2 separate regions of the Homo sapiens genome follow, and region 2 is linked to region 1. A link is a loop called in an ENCODE intact Hi-C map of the cell type or tissue named here. Cell type or tissue: CD4-positive, alpha-beta T cell. All regions are shown on one strand. Links, peaks and the distances in the headings refer to the core of each region. The heading gives the core; the rest is flanking DNA. Region 1 overlaps RLN2 (relaxin 2). Region 2 has its middle 13 kb from the start of RLN1.

The links. A loop is a pair of places that touch in the nucleus more often than their neighbours do. Peaks named below come from ENCODE experiments on the same cell type or tissue, not always from the same donor. Only the 100,000 strongest peaks of a DNase experiment are listed, where the experiment ranks them.
Region 2: it touches region 1 in a loop (1.8-fold over the local background); 2 of 110 quality-filtered maps call a loop at or near these places.

The regions. Positions count from the first base shown.
Region 1 is chr9:5,299,085-5,304,470 of GRCh38, forward strand. It overlaps RLN2 (relaxin 2), which reads right to left. Exons shown (of 2, transcript NM_134441.3): 1 at 5,286-5,386; 2 at 780-1,360. The coding sequence ends at 1,014. Among named protein-coding and RNA genes, the nearest start is that of RLN2, 2.9 kb to the right of the region's middle. In CD4-positive, alpha-beta T cell, for the core only: no CTCF peak of the experiment used is centred there; a DNase peak (open chromatin) is centred at 2,667; H3K4me3 peaks cover 112 bases.
Region 2 is chr9:5,349,733-5,355,118 of GRCh38, forward strand. No RefSeq gene overlaps it. Among named protein-coding and RNA genes, the nearest start is that of RLN1, 13 kb to the left of the region's middle. In CD4-positive, alpha-beta T cell, for the core only: no CTCF peak of the experiment used is centred there; a DNase peak (open chromatin) is centred at 3,109; H3K27ac peaks cover 667 bases.

The DNA.
Region 1 (5,386 bases), core at 387-5,386:
ACCATGGAACATGTATATCTATGTAACAAACCTGCACGTTCTGCACATGTAACCAAGAACTTAAAGTATAATTTTTAAAAAAGAAAAAAAATAGACAGAACCAGTAAAATACTAAGTTGATAACTACGTCAGTTTACTTTTCTAACAAGTGTTCATACTATTTCAGTAATTTTGCTTACAGAAATAGTTTGCAAATTCTAAAGAAGTGAACATAAATTATGTTCCTTCATTATACTATTTCTTCTGTAATATATGATATGGACTTGTTTGTTCTGTTCTATATTATGTCTATTCCTTTTTATCCTTAAAAAATAATTTACTTTTAAGTTTCTTAGACACTGGAACTGAGAACAGAACCCTAGCTTGAAAAGTACTTGAGTTCCCTTCAGACTATACTAGAAAAAAAGGAAATTAAAAAGGAAAAAAAAGCGTTTGAGTTTATATGGTCTTAACTAAATTACATTGGTTTAGTGTCCAATCCGATTGTTTGCAATGAGTATTTCAATATGACACAAAAACCTTTTGTAATCTATTAGGAAAGGTCAAGTTTTATGGCTTTATCTATATCCAATCTAAGAGTTAATATCAATAAAACATTTTGGTCCATTTCATGTAACTGGTGTTAGGTATTGTTACTACTATATGGTGTTAGGTATTGTAACAACTGTATTGTTACTACGTATGGTTAAAGCGGTAGAGGTTTTATTGTAATTTTAAGTTAACAGCATTAAAAAGAATAACACAACATAATCATGCTGTTAATAAAAAGACAAAAAGGCTTTTCAGCAAAAAAATGTGTCATTTAATCACACAAAGAACATTTTCTTACACATCAAATAAAAAAATCTAAACATCAACAAAGATGTTTAGATATTCTAAGAATTGATGGGACCTAATATCTAACAAAGATTCTTAGATATTCTAAGAATTGATGGGACCTGATAGAAGCATCAGTGAAATGTCATTAAGAATATGTGTGAATATTATACGAGATGTGCACAATTAGCTTCATCTCAGCAAAATCTAGCAAGAGATCTTTTGGTACAACCAACATGGCAACATTTATTAGCCAATGCACTGTAGAGTTGTCTCTTTTTTCGAGAATGAGTATCCAAGCCTAAGTATTTTAATTCTGAAGGACTGCTGTCTGCGGCTTCACTTTGTCTATTGCGAATAAGTTTCTTAAATTCTTCAAAGAGAAGACTGGAATCTTTTAATACAGGTACATGTTGTTGTAGCTGTGGTAATGCTGGCTGCATCTCAGACAGGGTTAACTTCAGCTCCTGTGGCAAATTAGCAACAAATTCTGACATCATATTTATGGTTTCTGTATCTTTGTTGATGAAGGATGGCACAATTTCTGTTAAATTTAAAAAAAAAGGTGTATGTGAGGGTATATTCATGTCAAAGAGCACTCAGAAAAACTATGAATGTTTGCATAGACAAAAAAGCATTGCCTCAGTATAAATTAAACATTGAAACAAAATAAGCAAGCATCCTAATATCTAAACACTTAGCTTACTTACAGTTGGACACCTTAAAGTACCATAATTTTACCAAGGCTCTGCTTTACCCCATTGGTCCTCTCTCGTCTCTCTTCATGATCCCCTCAGTGCTTTTATCATAGTACTTTTGACTCTCCCTGACATTAATCTGTCATCTTTCTGAAGTCATGTAAGTCACTGAAAACAGTTTGACCACAGCTAGTGGTCATTTTCTTGGATTCTTCTTAGTTAAGTCATTTTCTTCCATTGCTATGATTTATGATATTATGAGTTGTAATAGTAACCCTTGAAAAAGATATTACTTTAAGCTATTGAATATTTCATGGTGGGAAGTTACTCCTGGAGGATAAAGTTAAAGAGGCAGAATTTCCAACACCTCTGATCTAATCAGCAGGAGAAAGAAGTCTCTGATGTTCCTTAACCATCTATTTAACAATTTGTCTTCCCCAGAGTATTTACTCCAAAACAATAGTATTTTATATGAAAGAGAGAAGTGGGTTAAAAGAACACTAACCAAAAATCACTGATTTAAGAAGAGATTTGTATCTGCTGTGGAGTATGTGTACTGACTAATGTTTTCTGTTTGATATTTGTTCCAAAGCTGCAGATCATGCACTATGCAAGATCTGTGTGTCTCCTAGGAAGGGAGCCTGTTCTTACACAGCATCCCAGGCTGGCCAAATGTGAAGGCTGGGACTTGGGCTGGGAACCTGCTGGACACCCAGCTGACATCTTCCTCCATCTTTGCACCCATTCAGCTCAGTTGAACATTCATTACCTGTTTCCATGTCTCTGGCACTGCCAGTTAAAAGATATAAATTTATTTAAATGTTTCTTGCTCTCAAAAAGCTTACAGTGAGTTAAACCCTCTCCTAACCTTAACTGTCCTAATTATACAACTTAATAGTTTTATTTCACAAAGAAATTAGAAACACGATGATGTTTAAATTACAGTGAAAACCCATATCAGGTCTTGCTGCTCTTCTTCCTGGACAGGAAAACTCTCCATTAACAAGGCATTACTCTTGAAATAATGAAAATAAAGAGAAGAGGGGAGTAAATCTAAGTGCGGGAGGCAGACACCTGGTTAACCACTGATGCCTGCTGATCAGAGGAAACCACGACCCTTCACCTAGACAGCGGTGGTTCTGGGGCTGATCATTTCCTGAGTTTTCTGGCAAGAGATTCAGTTGTTCCCCTTCTAGCCAACAAAAAAATTCAACAATTGGAGTTTGACAGAGGAATAAAAAAAAACAAACTGTAGTATTTCATCCTTCCTCCCAACACTCTCCCTCATTCATGTTCTAAACTGGAAATGACAGATGAGAATTTATATCGTTTTTGGTTAAATGAGAGGTTTTGGCATTTCCCCTCAGTAAGACATCCTAAGTTTAATTCAATTTCATCATAAAAACCTCTCTTTGATCCAACCTAAACTTTCTGTAGTTGGGGCCTTATTAAATACTGAAAGAAGCTGATGGTAATTTTCTATATACTTAAAGCCAGTTAAATGAGTCAGCCAAAACAGTTATAGTTTGTATTAGGTTTGTTCATAGGCTGTGTATTTTATACTTTTATTAAAATTATATTTTTAAACCTGTTTTGAAATATTTCATAATCCATAACACCTTTAGCTATGGAACCTAGGCTCAAAGAAAATATTCTGTCTGAATTCATACAAATACCCTTATTCACTTATTATTTTGGATGTAAATCTCACTAAAATAGGCCTCTTCTGGTTTAAAGGGTATCTTATTTTTAAAAGGGATGCAGTGAATATGATTTTAGCACATATTGTAGGATGAAATGGATGGCTAACAATGTAATAATGTGGAAGCAAATAGCAACTACCTAACAGTAGAAGTCTGAAAACTCAAATTAATCACAAATTACTGACATGTACTTCCAAAACGATTCCTACCTAGTAATGGTAAACATTTGTCTTAATCTCCACCTGCAGGCAATATTTTCTGAGGTTACTTTCAGTTAAATTATACTGCACATCAATAAAGAAAATTCTTTAAAAATACTTTGTAATCTCATGTCTCTTCAAAGGAAATAAAAATGTAGCCATATCTATATACAAATGTGCTTAATGAAGTATTTTCAGCAACAATTTAGAAATAAACTAAATATCCACCAAAGAATCCTTAAGTGTATGTGGCAGATTTATGACAAAAAATACTACACAGGAATTTCAAATTGTGTTTTGGGATAATAACAATGTGAGAAACTGCTCAAAGTATAATGGTGAGTGAAAATGCAAAAGATATATACATATACCTATCCAAATGTTAACATTTCTTTCCACTTACTTGTTTAATATAATTTCATTTTCTCATAAAATTCACATATACTTTTCAAAGTCCTTAATATCTACGAGTGCTTCTCATTTTTCACGCTGCATTAATGTACATTTGTCTTTAATATGAGCATTACTACTTTTATAGTCAGAAAATGTGGAATAATAAAGCAAATGCAATGCAATCCGGTCTTCTCTACTTTTTATCACTAAATTCCTAGACGTTGTGGTATTTTTGTACTAATGTTATACAAAAGTCATGTAAAAACTGCCATTAAATAAATCAAACTCTAACAATGTAGAAAAGTAAATAACTTTAGAAGCATACTTTAAATCTCATAAAAGAGAAGTAAATGTATTTCTGTTAGAGTCATTTATATATAGTATATGCATATAGCCTATAAAATTTAGTTGCGGTTTATCATAAATTACATGTCATACTAATACAAAACACTTAGTATTTGCAACTGCGGTTACTTTCTCTGAATTTAATATGACCCGTTACACTTCTTAGACTAGTATATACCTCCATGAGTTTCCACTGCTACTTTATAAATACTAAAATATTTTTAAAAGCCATTTCAGATTGAGCTGTACTCAACTCTAAGAGCTTGCCTTTAAAGCAAACCCACTGCAGCTTCCAAATGCTTGAAAGCATCAGTAGGGTCTTCAGCTATGATGGTCTGAACGGCCTGCTTTCCTTGTCTCTGGTCCTCTTGAGTTTCTCCTAAAGGCATTCAAGCCTTTCCTTTCTCTTCCATCCCCTGCCTCACAAATGAACTTCAATACCCAGATCAAAGAAGCGGGAGGTCAGACTCTTTCCTTTGGGATTTTCTGTTTGTTTATTTTAAAGAACGTTTCCAATGGCAAAGGCCACAGCCCAACTTCTGGACTAGGAGAGTCATTAAGTGTAAGGCCCTTCCTGTCTTCCCATCACGGGACCCTCACAGAGACCTCAGAGTGTTGCCCCGTCCTACAGGCGCGCAAACAGGCTTGATAACTAGCGCGCCGCCTCAGTGTTTGTCCCCTCTCCTCTCTATCCGAGAAGCCCTGTTCAGGTGCCCCCACCAGCACGCCCGCTGTCTGGCCGCCTGGCTTTCCTGTGGGGTGCAGGAGTGCGCCCGGCCTCCTGCGGGTCTCCGGGCGGCGTCACCTCCTCTGAGGCTTCCCCTCCCTTTCCACCCCGTCGCTCTGACTGCCTTACGGAAAGGGCACCAAGGAACTCTCGGGTGAAGCAGCTTCCTGTTCTCAGTGCTTTCCCTCCGTCCGGTGAGATTCCCAGTGAGACTGTTTGAATAAAATCACCTGGCAAAGGAAAAGCCCAAACTTTAGGGACCAGCCACGGCTGAGTAGGGGCTGAGCGGTGGCAGCCAATGAGATCTCGAGTCGGACGTGCAGGCCGCCGTTCCAATTGGGCGGCCGCCCCAGAGTAACCAATGGGAAGCGCGGGAAGGCCGGGAGGGGGCGGGAGCTCTCACCTGCCACTGGTCTAGGTGTCTGAGGAGCATCTTCCTGGCTCAGAGACCTTTTGCTCCAGGTGCTCATGCCGCAAATGGCAATCTGCGCGCGAACTAATTCG
Region 2 (5,386 bases), core at 69-5,068, 50 kb after region 1:
TCAGGAGCCTGCCACCACACCCGGCTAATTTTTTGTATTTTTAGTAGAGATGGGGTTTCAGGGTGTTAGCCAGGATGGTCTCGATCTCCTGAATTCGTGATCCGCCCGCCTCGGCCTCCCAAAGTGCTGAGATTACAGGTGTGAGCCACTGCACCCAGTCGTTTTCAGCTATTATTTTAAAAATAATCTTTCTGTCCCTTTGTCTCTCTTTCTTAAATTCCTATAATTTGAATATTTGCTTTTACGAGGCTGTCCCATAAATCCTGTATGCTTTCTCTATTCCTCTTCATTCTTTTTACTCCTCTGACTGTATATTTTCAAATACCTGTCTTCAAGTTCACAGATTCTTTCTTCTGATTAACCAACTCCCTGTTGATGCTTTCTATTGACTTTTTCATTTTTTATTGTATTTTTCAGGTCCAGATTTCTATGTGTGTTTTTAAATAATTTCAATTGCTCTATTAAAGTTCTCATTTTGTTTATTATTTTTCTGATTTCATTGAATTGTTTGTATTTTATTGAAGTTCACTGAGCTTTCCTAAAACAAATATTTTGATTTTTTTGTTAGAAAATTCATATATTCCCATTTATCTAGGGTCAGAAACTGAAAAACTATTGTGTTCTCTTGGTAGTGATATGTCTTTTTGTTTTTTCATGTTTCTTGTTGCATTGCATTGATGTCTACACATTTGTTGAAACAGTTATCTCTTTCAGACATTTGGGCTAGTTTCACTGTGAAAAGGCCTTCCTCAACAGGGAGGAGTAAAGGCTCTGGATGGTTGGAGTGTGGCTCCTTGGTAGTAGCCACATAGTTCCGTCAGCTAAGATCAGTGTTGTTGAAGATTACAGAATCCTCAGCAGCGAATGCTGTGAATGTCCACAGTAGCAGTGAGGGTTGTTAGGGTTTTCATGACAATGGCTTCTACAGTCCTCCCAATCTTTTTCCTCCTGCCAGGGAAGTTGTAGATTGGGGCAGGTCCCTCTTGGCACTGGGACCAGCTTTCAGGCCCTTTTGCAGTAATGGTGGCTCTGGTATCTGATGAGTGGCACCCATGGAGCAGCCACAGAGGTTAGTCCTAAGGCATAGGCACACATCCTGGCACTATAGCTCTGGGCTGTAGGCAGTAGTGGCACTGGTGCCCAGGGAGCAGGTACCCCCACTGCTGTATTGGTAATGGTATGTGTTGCACATATGCTTGTGAAACAGCTGGGGAGCTGAGAATGGCAGCACAGGTGTACATAGAGTTATAGTACTTGGGAGCTGGGGTAAGATCTAGCTCTCTATGGCAGTTGAGCCTGGGGCATAGGCATGCTCAGAGTGACCTTGGCACTCTAAAGCCCAGAATGTGAACTAGCTTGCTATAGCAATGGATCCAGTGTCTAAGATGTGTTCAGGGCGGTTAAGCCACAGAACACAGCTCTAGAGTGTGGGCGCTCATAAGGCAGCTGCTGCTTGGGAGTTGGGGCACACAGGGTTAAAAGAGGTGGCAGAGGGAAGTGCAGCTATGTCTTCCTCTCTGAGAGTGGTAAGAATGGCTGTTGGGTACCTTAGTATCAAAAGACGCTGGTGTCCTTTGCAGAGAATGCTGCTGGGGACCACAACAGTTAATTTGGCTAATACCAAAAGCATCTGTCTTCCTTCTTTGTTCCTGTCTTCTGGAATCTCAGGTATACAAATCTCACCAGTGATCCTTTCTAAGTGGATAGTTTCCATTTTATTTTGCTCTACTGTGCTGCTGCAGATTCTTTAATGGCCCTTGAGCTGTCTCAGGGCTATAGTGGTTTGTGGAAATAGCTGTCCATGTTTGTGTGTGCGTGTGCATGTGTGTGTGTATGTGTGTGTGTGTGTAGGGGAGGATTGAAGGCTTATATCTCCTACTCCACTATCTCGATGATATCAATCTCTCAACTTCTACCATGTTTTTAAACCTACTAAATATATTCTTCTGCATATTGTAATATTTCAATCAAGATTAAAGTTTTGATATCTATCTTTTTAAAATGCATGTAGTTTCAAAAGTCTAGCAAAATCAGGTTTGCTGATTGAACAATTTAGAAAGTACTTTGGCTTTTAAAAGCTCTTTATTATGAAAAACTGTTTATTATGAAAATTTCAAATATGTACAAAGTAAACAAAACAGTATAAAGAATCCTCATGTCCTACATTATACAACTGCAATGGCTATCATTATTTTTGTCATTCTTTTTTCACCTGTATCTCTCATTTATCACTATATACCTATATCTATCACTACATATATAACATACCTTGAAATGCCTACATATTAGCTTTACAATTTTGACAAATGAGTACACCAGAGTAAGCCACATCTTTATTATGATATAAAACAATTCTCTCTTCCCAGATAACTTCCCAGATAACTTCCTCATATCTCTTTCTGATCAACCCTCAACCCTTAGGGTAGGCACTATTCTGATACAATTAGATTTGTTTTGCTTTAAACTTCATATAAATGAAATCATAATGCATTCGCTTTTAATTTAAAGGAGAGTTTGCCAGAACTGGTCTTTCATCATGAAATCAGATTAAAAAGTGACAAGTGAGAATAAAAGTTGGACATTGAATAGTATTGAAGCAACTCAAGTGTGTAATGAGTGTGTTTAGAAAAAGCTAGTCTAATTAAAATCATCACTGATGTATACTTGAGAACAGTAGGTAAGAGTGTAAATATGTAATATGCAAAGCTCTGAATTTATAGTTAGATTTCTGGCAGCATATGATGTTTAATTTAACAAAATAATTCAGCAGGAACATTATAATAGAATTTTATGAAGTTCTTCTTTGCTCTTAGATAATATCCACACTGATGGGAGGGATAAGAAACATTAAGATAAAGAAACACAATTCAACCTGCTAAAGTGGGCTTTATGCTTAGAAATGCAACAAAGTCACAGCAGTGAAAAATACATCTACTTCTTGGTCAAAAGACATTGTACTTTTTATTTAATGTATTGCAACTTAGAACTGTTTCTAACAGGTTTCCATGATGCTGTGCAAATAAGCAGCTAGAGTCAGGTTAAAAGAGATCGAGCATTTCCTGTGAGAGGTCCTTAGAAGGAGAGATTAAGGTGGGACCAGAGATGAGCTTGAAGGCAAGTTGTGTTTCCTGTGGGTCTGGTTTCCTGTCCCACTCCACCACACCTTTCCTCCAGCTATGACCAATGAGCTACTTGAAATGTTTCCTTTTCCTAAAACACTCCTACTCTAATAGGAAATTGATAATCTGTTTGAGAGACCATGTCCAAGTCTGAAACTGAGCAGAACCCCTTTGCTTACCTAGATTTTTAGGATGCTTCAGAGGTGTCAGGCTTTGCAAAAATTCACCTGTGACCTGTCCTAAGCTGTCAGTTCAGAGAAGAAAACTGGCTGCAAGGTCAATCCAGTGCCCTGTGTCTTCCACAGCTACTGAATTTGAGAGAAGCAACTATTCATCAGCACAAACTTTATTCCAACCCCAAGTGTCTTTTTATTATCACTAGTTTGAAATAGATAGCATCAGTTGGTCTGCTTCCAAAATTCTTATTTCTTTGAAGATGAAAAGAAAAACATTCCAGAGACCAAGTTTTCTCTGAAGTATTTTAAGGAAGTATGAAACTGTTAAGTGCCTCAGAACCCATCTTGGGTTCTTAGCTTATCTTTCTTCAAAATCACCTTAGTGGATAAAGTTGGTGCTACCTTCAAGTCAAGTCAAATGTTTATCAGCAGTAAATTAATGGTGTGGGAATGGTGGGAAGAGAAGGAAAAAGTCACTCGTATTTCTCAAAGTCTGATCAAATTATTTTAACATTATCCTGACAGCCTTTCACAGGTCTCCCTTATCACACTTCAATATCTACCACTATCTCTAACCCATTGACTTTCACATACATTCAATGGCCATTTACTTCCTTACTATTTTTTGAAACCTTCACCAAGCTACAGTCCTAGATTTCTGATCCTTCCTACAACATGGACTCTGTTCTCCCAACACCAAATGGCATGCTTAAACTAACTCCAGGTCAGGGTCTACCTCCACCTCAAGTGCAGAGAAGAAAACACCCATGGAATGCTGCTGACCACAGATGGAGTCCTTCGAGAAAAAAAATAAACTAACTAAGGCTAACACTCCATCACTGAATCCTTGACACTTGTGGACCGAGAAATTTTGAGGCAGAAATGTTATCCAAACCTCAGACTTAGTGATGCCACTGAGTTCTTATCAGTGGGATACAGTTTCCAGTTGCTTTTATTCAGTGGTAATGATGAATTTGTGCTGCCCCAGCCACACTTCGGTCATTTGAGTAACCAGAGGAACAAGTTAACACAGCAAAATAAACTGGCCTGTGAGGGATCCCATTGGTGGCTTTGGTCTTTGGATTGGGTTGGTGGGTTCAGCTCCCCCAACCAAGCCAGGAGCTGAACCCTAACAGGCATTCTTGGGCTGTCTACTGTCGGAGGCAGTTGAGTCAGCTCCATCCCATTCTTCCTTGGCCCCCTTCTTATTTTCCAGACTTTTCTCACTTCGCCTCCTTCCATTCTGCCTGTGTCTCTTAGTACATCTGCAGCCCAGATACTGCTCCAGACAGACTCAGAGTTATCATTAGAAAAATCAGTGGAGATGCTAAACAGCCAGACAGTGATGATAAGCAGGGTACTTCCTGAAATCTCCTGTGGGCATCCACAAGGCCAAATCTAAGGGAGCATTTCCAATCCTCTCACAAAACAGACACACTCCAAGGTCAAGAGACACCACAATGCCTGACCAATGTGCTTTATTTAATTATATTTTCTCAGTAACAATTTATTCCTTTCCAAGAATGGTGGGGCAGAAAAAGTATCAAGGTTCTGGCTTGTGTTTCTAGAATATCACACTTGAACATTCATATATTAAAATTGTGGAAGTCTATAAAATATATTATCAATTTCAGATGGCTTATATTTAGGTTACATTGGTCATAGATTATTTTTGCAATCTGTGTCTATTCCTTCTCACTTCTCTTCTAACCAATGCCCTTCTAACCCCACCCTAGGACACTTCATATGGCTCTGAGACTGAATGTGTGTGATAATTTTTTTAATTATATTTGATTTTGACTTTGACACTATTTTTTCTTGATCAGGCAGCATGTTGTATTGAAAAGAATCCTGCCAGGGATACCAAATACAAAGGTTTTAGTGTAACTACCATTACTAGATATAAAACTTTAGGTCAATCACAAAGGGCCTCAATTTTTTCAAGTGTAAGGTGAGGGCTTAGACTAGACTATTTCTAAGTGTCTTCCCTTCTTTAAAATCCTTGATCATAACTTCACTATTTGTCATTAAAACAACTTCGGCTTATGGGAACTTTCTCACAGCCTTTCCAAAGTGCAATGAGTACCACAC